2 separate regions of the Mus musculus genome follow, and region 1 is linked to region 2. Evidence: chromatin contacts called from ENCODE Hi-C or POLR2A ChIA-PET data. All regions are on one chromosome and are shown on one strand. Each heading gives the region's core, a stretch centred on a gene start or an enhancer-like site at or near the end of the contact. The rest is flanking DNA. Distances are from core to core; before and after follow the strand shown. Region 1 has its middle 29 kb from the start of Epb41l2. Region 2 holds the start of Akap7 (A kinase (PRKA) anchor protein 7).

The links. Hi-C counts contacts between places; a loop is a spot of excess contacts on that map. ChIA-PET counts read pairs that join two places held with the same protein, here RNA polymerase II (POLR2A).
Region 1: a map of left cerebral cortex shows a loop between it and region 2 (3-fold over the local background). The contact joins the enhancer-like site here to the promoter of Akap7 in region 2. A Hi-C loop is called at or near these places in 5 of 37 maps with a recorded cell type or tissue (T-helper 17 cell, heart and left cerebral cortex). POLR2A ChIA-PET finds 5 or more read pairs at or near these places in 1 of 5 experiments (Patski).

What each region holds. Positions count from the first base shown.
Region 1 is chr10:25,328,635-25,333,804 of GRCm38, forward strand. No RefSeq gene overlaps it. Among named protein-coding and RNA genes, the nearest start is that of Epb41l2, 29 kb to the right of the region's middle. Within about 2 kb of position 2,632, at least 1 of the 3 ENCODE cell types and tissues checked has a DNase peak (open chromatin) inside an H3K27ac peak, as active enhancers do; it is left cerebral cortex, where a contact is called at or near this core.
Region 2 is chr10:25,295,510-25,300,699 of GRCm38, forward strand. It overlaps Akap7 (A kinase (PRKA) anchor protein 7), which reads right to left and starts at 1,570. Exons shown (of 8, transcript NM_001379238.1): 1 at 1,419-1,570. It overlaps Gm40617 (predicted gene, 40617), which reads left to right and starts at 3,100. Exons shown (of 6, transcript NR_166644.1): 1 at 3,100-3,308; 2 at 3,609-3,706.

The sequences.
Region 1 (5,170 bases), core at 1,382-3,881, 34 kb after region 2:
TTTCCTTCTCTATCCCTATTCCACAGAAAGGTGGCTCACTTCAAAATGAAGAGGCTTTGTCACAGATCTCTTTCTCCCTAAACAACTGGCTCAGCTGATACCAAGGCTCTCCCCCTCTTTATTGCCCTGTCTATCAATAGCAACCTCCCTGTGCCTTGCCTGTGTGTGTGTTAGGGGGGCTCAGTATCCCACTTTTTCTCTTAACTTCTAATTTGAATAAGAAGTTCTTCTTCTTCTTCTTCTTCTTCTTCTTCTTCTTCTTCTTCTTCTCCTTCTCCTTCTCCTTCTCCTCCTCCTCCTCCCCCTCCCCCTCCCCCTCCTCCCCCTCCTCCTCCCCCTTCCCCTCCCTCTCCCTCTCTTTCTCCTTTTCCTTCTTCTTTTAAGATTTATTTATTTTATGTATGTGAGTACACTGTAGCTGTCTTCAGACACACCAGAGAAGGGCACTGGATCCCATTACAGATGGTTGTGAGCCACCATGTCGTTGCTGGGAATTGAACTCAGGACCTCTGGAAGAGCAATCAGTGCTCTTAACCACTGAGCCATTTCTCCAGCCCAGGACTTCTTTTAAGAGCTTCCTTTTGCTTTTCCTCTGCCTTGGGCCTTGAAGAATCATTACTCCAATAGCAAAGTCCAAGGTTTTCTTAGTGGCCATAATTAATCACCAGGATGAGTTTTCAACAGGATGTACTGTAAGTTATATCTAAGCTGATCTATCTTAGTACAGATGTAGAATATCACTATAGATACACGTATGTTAAGCTACTCTATGGTATTCCCCACCATTCTGTTGCTCCAACATTCATTGCTGTGGAGAGCCTTTTTGGGGTGCCGCTTGGCAGGTGTCTATCCTTGGCCAAGGATAAGGAAATGGGCTTCAGGCAGGAATCTGACATTGGCCAAGGACAAGGAAGCAAGAATCTGGTTTTAGGGTAGAACAAAGAAGTAGGCTCAGATATCTTGATCATCCTTAGAAACAGCATCACTAGAGAGATCATGGGACTTTGCTTGTTTCATGACTATTGTCCATGTTAGTTCCTTATTGTACTGTTCACCCTTAGTACTTGCATGTAATTAAAAATGGTATAAAAAGTGGATTGGGAAAATTAAATTTGCCTTCAGTCTCAGAATTGACTGGGTCATGCTCCATTGTCTAACTGTCTTTTTTCTTTTTAATCCTCACTCCTGTGCTGGAGAAGCTGTTGACTGACTGAGCGGGCTTGGTCACATTGCTCATTCATTTATAGATAGATGGACTAGGTTATCAATTCAGTTACTACAATATTAGGACATATAGTTATTATATGCTAGCTATAAGACAAGACTAGAATCACAGAGCCCGTACTAGTGAAGATAGCTTAAACAATAAAGAACTAGCATATAGAGGGTTAGATTGTAACAAAAGCAAAGAAAAATAGAAAGGAGAGAGGGAGGAAGGGACGGAATAAGGAGAGAGGGAGACAGAGACAGAGTCAGAGGGGGACGCAGAATCTTGAAAGAGTGAGGGAAGGCTCTTTTGAGGACATGTTTTAATAAAGACCTGAAGGAGGAGAGAGAGTATCAGACTCTTTTGAGGGAAAAGGACGTTCCAGGCAGCAGAGGGTTCTATGCGTGGGAAAGATGCCTCTGAGTTAATTGTGCATGCGATCCAGAAGGAAGAGCAGTGGGTGGAATCCAGAGGGTGGGGGAACCTCAAGAGCATCAGTGTGCGGGGACAGGAAGAACAGGTGGGCCAACTCCCGTTGACAGGATTTGACTTTCATTTGGATGCTCATGGTTACAGTCTTGATGGTTTCAAGTGTTGCAATACTTAGGAGGGCACTTCACTGACGCAGAGGAGAGATGATGGTGGTTTAGGCCATGATCAGAACACAGCTGAGGTGCTGAAAGGAAACACACCTTGAAATATTGGGCAAGGACAGTCAGTAGGCCAGTACCTGGGGAGCTAACGGCTGAGGTGTTGAGGGGCCTGGCTTGACTGTAATGCTCAACATGACAGCTGTCTCCGTTTGTCAGTCTTTGTCCAAAGATAGTTATTAGTAGTAATGTCTATGTGCTCAGATGAGGGAATCTAAGCTCAGAGAAGCTAGATCATTTGCTTGAATTCTCATCATGCATATATAGAAGGGGAAACCAAGGTTTATTTTTCAAACATAACTTGTTTGGCTATCAAACCAAATCTAAACTCGATTTATCATTTCTTAATAACAAGCTTTTAAGACCAGATGCAAAACAGCAGAAGTTATTATAAAGTTACATCCAGGTAAAAAAGAAAGCTACATCCATCAAGTAATAAAATCTGTTCCTTCAGTCAGGCGCGGTACTCTCATGTAGTTTCAGCAGTCTGGAGGCTGAGGCAGGAGGATTGACACAAGATCAAGACCAGTCTGGGCTGTCTCATGAGTACCAGGCCAGTAAAAGGTAAAGAATGAAACCTTTAAGAATAATAGTAAAATACGAAAGAAAGAAAGAAAATGAGAACTGTTCCTGTGATATTTTTTCTATCAATCACTAAACCGGTGTGCATGCACTGAAATGGGAATGGCAGGCAGCTCTGCCTCTGGATTGCAGGAACGGCTCTATAGAGAAAACAAGTGGACTGGGAGCTGACGATAACCACGAGGGAGGGAGTGGTCTTCCTGGCCTAGTTTGTACATCCAGACTAATGCTTTTTTAGGGAGCTGCCCACATCTGGGGAGGCTTGTTGTATTCTGGGGGTTTAACTCATGAGTTACCACGTTCTAGTCTTTCCAGACACTAGTCACAGATGTGACTGAGCCTGCTTCCATTACAGCTGAGCACAGGCTCTCGCAGTTCCCCTTGTGTTTTTGTCCGTTCTGGCCTAAGGCCTCACTTTGAGTCTCCACTGCTGTGTTGCTCTCTTTCCACAGTTCAGGGGATCAGTGAGCAGTTTCTTGGCAACACTGCTGCTGGGCTATTTAGATGCCTCAGTTCTTCTCTTTCACTTTTTGTTTTTAAATAGCCACCAGCACCGTATCCATTTTGAGCTCAAGTAGTTTAAAAAAACTCTTTGGACGTGCACTTTTCCATTAACACAACTGTGCACACTATATAAGCCAGTGACAGAGTTTTCTAACAAAAAGGATGTGAGCTTTATAGTCAGTATCCCTGAGCAGTAAGGATAAGTGTGAATGAATGTTATAAACGTGATACATTGTATGACTCAGATCAGGGCTCAAGACAGAAGCGTCCTCTTCCTCTGTCTCTAAGCAACAAGCGAATACAATGTACTGACAGCTTTCTTCCTGTATCCTGTCCCAGAAATGAGCATGTGTGAGGCTGCTTAGGGTTTCACAATATTAGCAATGGTAAGGAAGTTAATCACAGACTTTCATGTGACATCTCCTTAGCATGAAAGGCCTGGGTAACGTATTGACACCAGTGTTAAGAGGCAGTAGGAAGGGAGGGAGGGAGGAAGGGATCTCATTGGGCATAATAACTGGACACTGTTAGTCACTTCATTCTATTAAGTTTTATCCTCTATAATCTGAAGAAGAAAAAAAAAAAAACCTCACTCATAATCCCAGCTACGCAGATGGCTGAGGCAGGAAGCTCAAACTCAATGCCTATCTGGGCTTCTTAAAGAGATCTTGGTTCAAAATAAAACAAAAGAAGTCTAGTGTTGCAGCTTAATATAGAGCACATGACTAGCATGTGAAAGGCCCTAGGTTAATCACTAGAGTCAAAAATAAATAAGTAAATAAAAAATAAAGCTCTGAAATCCCAAAGGTTTTTTTTTTTTCTGTACCAACACAACAGCAACTGTAGGAAAGTCTACAGGTGGCCTTGTGTAGACACACACACACACACACACACAACACTAGATAAAATTACTTTCAGGGGTGGTAAGATGGTGGTCCATTTGGTAAAGGTGCTTGCTGCCACGTTTGAGGGTCTAGTTCAAACCCCAGAGCATGCATGCTAGAAAAAGTGTACAGGCTCCTACAAGTTGTCCTCTGATCTTCCTATGTACACAGTAACATGAACACAAAATAGAGCAAGAAATGTATGATTTTTAATTACCTTTTATTTACATGTTAGGACCCAAATCTCACCCCCGAAATTCATCGTTATACGTAAGATCAAACCTCTGGACATTACATGTGATTTTATCATCTATAGATGTGTATGGACGCATCCACAGCTATCCTAGGACAAATTAGGCCAATAGGATGGATACATCTAATACATGCAAATACCTCAAAATTTAAAACTTCGTCGGTTATAAGCATTTCAGATAAGCAACACTTAGCCTGTCTCTCACTTTCTCGTCTTGCACTGTAAAGCTATCACTGTTCCATGCAGAGAATGCCATGGCTCTGGGTAGATGGCAAACTCACTCTCTTCCTATAACATAGACCTGAAGGCTCAGGCTGACTTGAAAGCCAATCATATTTTAGTTTTGATTTTGATAAATATTTGATTATTTAGATACATGAGTGCTTTGTCTTCATGCACACCAGAAGAGGGCATCAGATGCCATCTTAGATGGTTGCGAGCCATCATGTGTTTGCTGGGAATTAAAATCAGGAACTCTGGAAAAGACTGCTGAGCCATCTCTCCAGTCTCCCTGTCAATCATATTTTAATATATTTAGTGCAAATCAAGGTGTACTTATGTGGTATCTTATATGAGCATACAAATCAGTAACTATATACATACACTATTTCATAAAAGCAAGCGTCCCCTTTACCCTTTCAGATGAGTGCTAAGTCATGGTTCACCCCCAGTAACGTTATATTTTGATGACGATATGACTAATTAGTGAGAGAAACAAGAGTCAAGCAGCAATGGCAGATTTAGTTTTACTTTCCACAGATCTGTTTTTATATGAAATTTGTAAAGTATAAATTTATAGTAAAATTTATAATGTGAATATCTTCCTGAGTATAACCATGGCATGGTTCCCTGAGTTCTGTAATAGCTTCCAGATGTGAAGATAATTTTGTTTTGAAAGTTTGAAAATTATTGGAGTTCTTTGCTGATTAAATAGGACTTATGTTAGAGTAAGTCTTCCCTCCACATTAGACTTCGAAACGTCCAAAACTTTTGAAGTCATAACTTCAAAGTAGTTTTTGTGTTTATAGTCTCATAGTAAATATGGGATGATAGATGTTTGTATAAGGCTATAAAGGAAATGAGAAAGAAA
Region 2 (5,190 bases), core at 320-2,819:
GTACTAGGTTGTTTCTAAAGTGAATATTGCTTTTGTAAGAAAAACCATGAATGTATGTAAAGAATCTTCTCAAGCCAAGAAAGTAAATGCATTCAAATCCTCAGATCACAGGGACACTTCAGCAAACACTACCAAAGCCAAGCAAACAGAAAACAAAAAAGACAGACAGACAGACAGACAGACTGCCCAAGTCCTACAAAGTAAGTTTCCTATCTGAACAACAAAACACACCTTCATTGGGCAAGACTCTCTTCTGGTTCCCCAGCACTGTAAACAGCTATGGAATGGGCCTGTCATTCATTACGGTCTATCTACTTCGACTAGCTACGTAAAACAGCAGAGTAGGTCTCCAGAAATGTTTAAACTTCATGCCAACCAGGCCACTTACCCAGTGTGCTTCCATTTGCGCCTCATGAAGAGGGAGCAATCCAAATTATTAAGGAGAAATTGACAAATCGACACTACATGAATGGAAGGACCCAGTAAACTGGACAAGTGCCATAAGCTTTGTCACTATAGGGAAACGATGCGCTAACAGCATCCCAAACTGCAAAGCCACACGGTGTAAAAAGGTGAGAAGAGTCCTCTCTTTCCAACTATTACCCTATTCCCTTCTGCCTATTACCCACACTCCTGTAACCTTATAAAAACATCTCAAGCAGGGACACTCTGGGCATCTCCTCACGTGATACGAGTAATTGCATTCACATGAAATTTATAAACGCATGTACATTATTCACCTGATTTATATTTACATACATATAAAGTATTTACATAGCATGCTTGGACTGCCTATTTTAATATTCTTACGCTTTGTATACATGTAGGTGTTCTTGTAGAACACCTTTTTCCCCTTACTTCCCAGTCCCTTTCCCTCCGAGTCCAACCTCTAATTCCTACCCAGGTTCAGCATACAACGAAAGTTGACCCAAGCTGAAGTACATCCTGGGCGCCAGCAGATTGGCGCCCGTTTTAAAGTGTGCCTTGCCAAGCCTCGAGTAAAACCCTAAATGAGACAAGACAGTGTTCAGAGGCTTCTATTTGCCATTTTAAAAAATAATTAGGTAAATAAAACGGAGTTTTTTTTTTCCCCCCTTGATTTTGTTAACCTCCCCAACACAGTAGGAAAGGATGTGCTGCAAAACTCTGGGTCATGGGTCACAAGATAGGAAGAGGTAAGAGAAACAACAACTTGTGTGTACACCCCTTTCGGTTCGAGGAGTGGAGTGGTGCACGGAGACCCACGGATGCAACCAAACTGCCCGGACTACCGGGCTGGACCGGGATGCCCAGGGTGTAGGGGGAGGGTCGATCGCGAGGGGCGTGGGGCTGCGGGCGGCCTGGGAGGCGGAGCGGGGCGGGCGAGCACGCCCCACGGCAGAGGCCGCCCCGGGGCGCGCAGGGCGGAGCGCTCTCACCCACGGCGGGGCGCTCCATGGTCGCGGCGCAGAGACGGAGGCGCGGGCCCGGGGCGCGCGGGACGGCGGGGGCGCGGGCCGCGGCGGCCAGGCCTGCGGAGGCGCAACGCCCCGCGAGTCGCAGCATCCCCGGCACCCGCCGCTTCAGGAGGAGCCGGAAGGGGCCGGCCCGGCGAGGCGTGGATACCCGGATCGGGGCGGTCCCCGGGGCCGTGCTGGGCTCGGGCTCCGACCTCTGGCCGCCCTCGGTTATTTCCTGCGGCGCGGCCCTTCCCGTCCCACGCTCGGAGGGGCGAGCCAGGGATCCAGAGAGCATTCCTTGGCCCGCTGTCCCTTGAGAACCCGTGTGTTTGCTTTAGCGTGGAGCTTTGGAAACACAGATCTGATTGCAAAATAGGCGGGCTGAGCAAAATGTACAATACAATAGCGAGACCTTGAACGTCGCTATAATGAGATGCTTTTATTTACTTGCCATTACCCCCCCCCCAAAAGTAGCATTTTCAACAGCAGTTTAAGAGCTAAAAGTTGGAATTGTTAAATGAAATCATCTACAAATTTTTTGCAGGCAAGGCTCCTCAGTATCTGAATAAAATAAGAGAAAACTATTTTTTTTAATAGTTAAAATATGAATATGTCTTGTAGAAAAGAATGCTACTGTTTTTTTCCGGGCTGGGGGCAAATGGTGGTATTACTGCTGGTTTGTTGGGGAATGTAATTTTAATTTAAGAAAATATGGTGGTGTGTCTCTTCTCCACAGCTGTAGCCCTTAAAGCTGGTAGGGAACTTTGAAGAATTCCCTGCTTAGCCCCTTTTTGTGGATCTTCACGGAAAACGGTCTTTTTAAAGGAGCAGGCTATCTAATCACAGAGAAAGAACGAAAAATAAGTAAGGGAGCTTGCGGCAAGAGGATCCTCAAAGGCCAGCCGATGCTAGCTGGACTGGACAGGGTACAGATAAGACGTTTAAGCATAAGGATTACTTTACGCAGTAGACAGAGAAACAACTCTTTGCCCTCCCTTTTCCTGCTGGAAGTAGACTATACATTTCTCTTTGTAAGGATTACTCCCCACTCTGTTTTAAAGGTGTATTTATGTAACTGGGGAGTAGGAGCAGTGCACTGACACAGCAAGGTTGACAGCCAGTTTGCAAAGAGTAGAGCACTACCCCCACTCCCCCCTCCTCGGGCTTCACAAAGGACGCTACAGACCTGGGAGACGTGGGTTCTGCACCTCATGTGTGGTCTGATGCTTGGGGGCGAGGTGTCTTCCTTCAGCTCAAGAGCCCACTCCTGGATTTCCCTCCTTTTAAAAACAAAACAAAACCAAAGCGCTGTGTTTCTATTTTAACCACACATCTGTGGTGTAATCCTTAGCCTTGGGATATAACTTCAGTGGAGGAACCAGAACACCAACCCAGCCCCCAAACCTTTCACCTACAATCTACCCTGTCTGAAATAATGTGCTGGGGCAAAGGAGGCAAAGATCTTGGGAGAGTGGCCAACCAGTGACTGCTCTAGTCTGAAGCTCACGCCACAAAAGGAAGCCCATGCTTGATACTACAGCATGACCAGGAACCAGAGGCTGGACAGCCCAGAGACCTTTGATAAGAAAAAGAAAATCGCAAATGGTTCCTAATGATATTCCGCTGTACTCATAGATCAGTGCCTAGCCCAATCGTCATCAGAGAGGCTGCCTTTGGCAGCTGATGGGAGCTGATGCAGAGACCCACACCAAACTTGAGCTGAAAGCTCTCTACTTGGAAGTCTCCTTCCAGTCTCTCCCCCTCAGAGTTTGGGGAGCCCTGAGGAAAAGGGGAAGAAAGAATTGGAGGATTCTGCCAGTGAGGTGGAGGACACCAGGAGAACATGACCCACAGAATCAACTAAGCAGGGTTGGTTCATAGAGGCTCACAGATCCTGCATGGGTCTGGGCTAGTTGCTCTACATACATGCTGTGGTTGTTTAGCGTCACAAAACTGTTGCGAACTGTCGTGAACTGAGGACAGAGGCGAGAAGGAAACCTCGGACTTGGAGGTTAGGTTATAATAGCTTATGTATTGGGAAGTAGCAATAAACAAGTAAATGGTGAAATGGGATCGCACTCATTCACACACCTCCGGTCTGGCCCGATGTGATAGCCTGGCTTGATGGTGGTTGGTCAAGTAAGGTTCACGAAGTCTCCTGTTTTTCAGGTCCTGCTGGAGTTGGGTTCGAGGTGCAGGCTCAGGGCATCCGGGTCTGCGGATTGGTCTCTCAGCGAGACGGCATCTCCGTAGGACTCTGGGAGTGAGTGAGTCGCGGTGCCAGACTGGGGTTTTTAAACTATTTTAGCCAATCATAACTAAGGCGTTCACATGTTACTTCACCGGGCTTCAACTTTATCTTACACACACACACACACACACACACACACACACACACACACACAAGGCTTGGTTTCCATGGTTACATTATCATACTCAAGCCTACTCTAGGTTTGTTTTTCATGGTATCATTTCTTTGTCTTGTTCCTTACATTAGCATGGCATGTTTGTGGGATTCCTATCACTGGCAGCAGAGGTATCTTCGATTCTTGCCTGCTCTTGGGACCCGTTTCCTCCTACTGAGTTGCCTTGCCCATCCCTGATATGAGAGTTACTGTAACTTGCTGTGCTGTGTTCGGTTGATATTCCTCGGAGGGCTGCTCTTTTCTGAAGGAAAACCAAGGAGGAATGAATCTGGGGGAGGGGGGAGGGGGGGAGAACTGGGTGCAGGGAGGGGAAACTGTGGTCTGCGGGGGGGGGGGGGGGGGGAGGAGGAACAGAGGGAGATGGAGAGGGCATTCCCTGAACTTAGATTCAAGGGCCGGCGCTAAGCCTGCTTGCCCTTGCACTTTTATCTGTTTTTCAGTTACTGGCCAAAGTCTAAGCAAGCCCTGTGACTCTCTAGCCTTTCTCACTCTTTCTCTGATCTCAACCTCTAATTTGAAAAGCATGATTGCTCTTAACCTTTTTCTTCCCAGCAGCTGCCAGTATTTAAAGCTTGCCTGCCCTGGTTGGTTTTCTCTCAAAGTCTGGGCTGGCTAGTATTATGTCAACTTGACATGCAAACTAGAGTTATTCGAAAGGAGAGAACCTGGATTGAGAAAATGCCTCCATAAGATCTGGCTGTAGGGCATTCTCTAAATCAGTGATTGATGGAGGAGTGCCCAGCCTATTGTGGGTGGTGCCATCCCTGGGCTGGTGGTCATGGGTTCTATAAGAAAGTAGCATCCTCAATGGCATCTGCATTAGCACCTGTCTCCAGAATCTTGCCCTGTTCGCATCCCTGTCCTGACTCCCTCCAGTGATGAGTCAGCCAAATAAACCCTTTCCTCAGCTTCCTTTCCAGTCATGGTGTTTTGTTGCAAACTCTAATTCTAAATTATTTTGTTAAGCTAGGAACCAAAAATGGCACCCTGAATTGCCTAGCTCTGTTGTGTTCCCGTACCAGAAAACAGAGAACAAGGCTTTCCCCGCATAACCAGCTTTACTTAAAGCCTGTGTTGACTATACATTTGCCCTCCCGAGCCACCTGAGCTAAACCCTTTTTCCTTTTGCCTAGTTTCTTCACACTGCACCACCTTTTGTTACACATTGAGGTCTACATAGTTCAGGTGTTATGAAATATAATGACTGGAGGGTGGGGTGGGGACCTGGTGGACCCATGCTAGGGTGCCCCCCTGAGAAATCATACCATGCAATAGACCTGGTATAAAGGGGGTTTATTTGAGGGGAGGGAGGGGAGGGAGGGCCT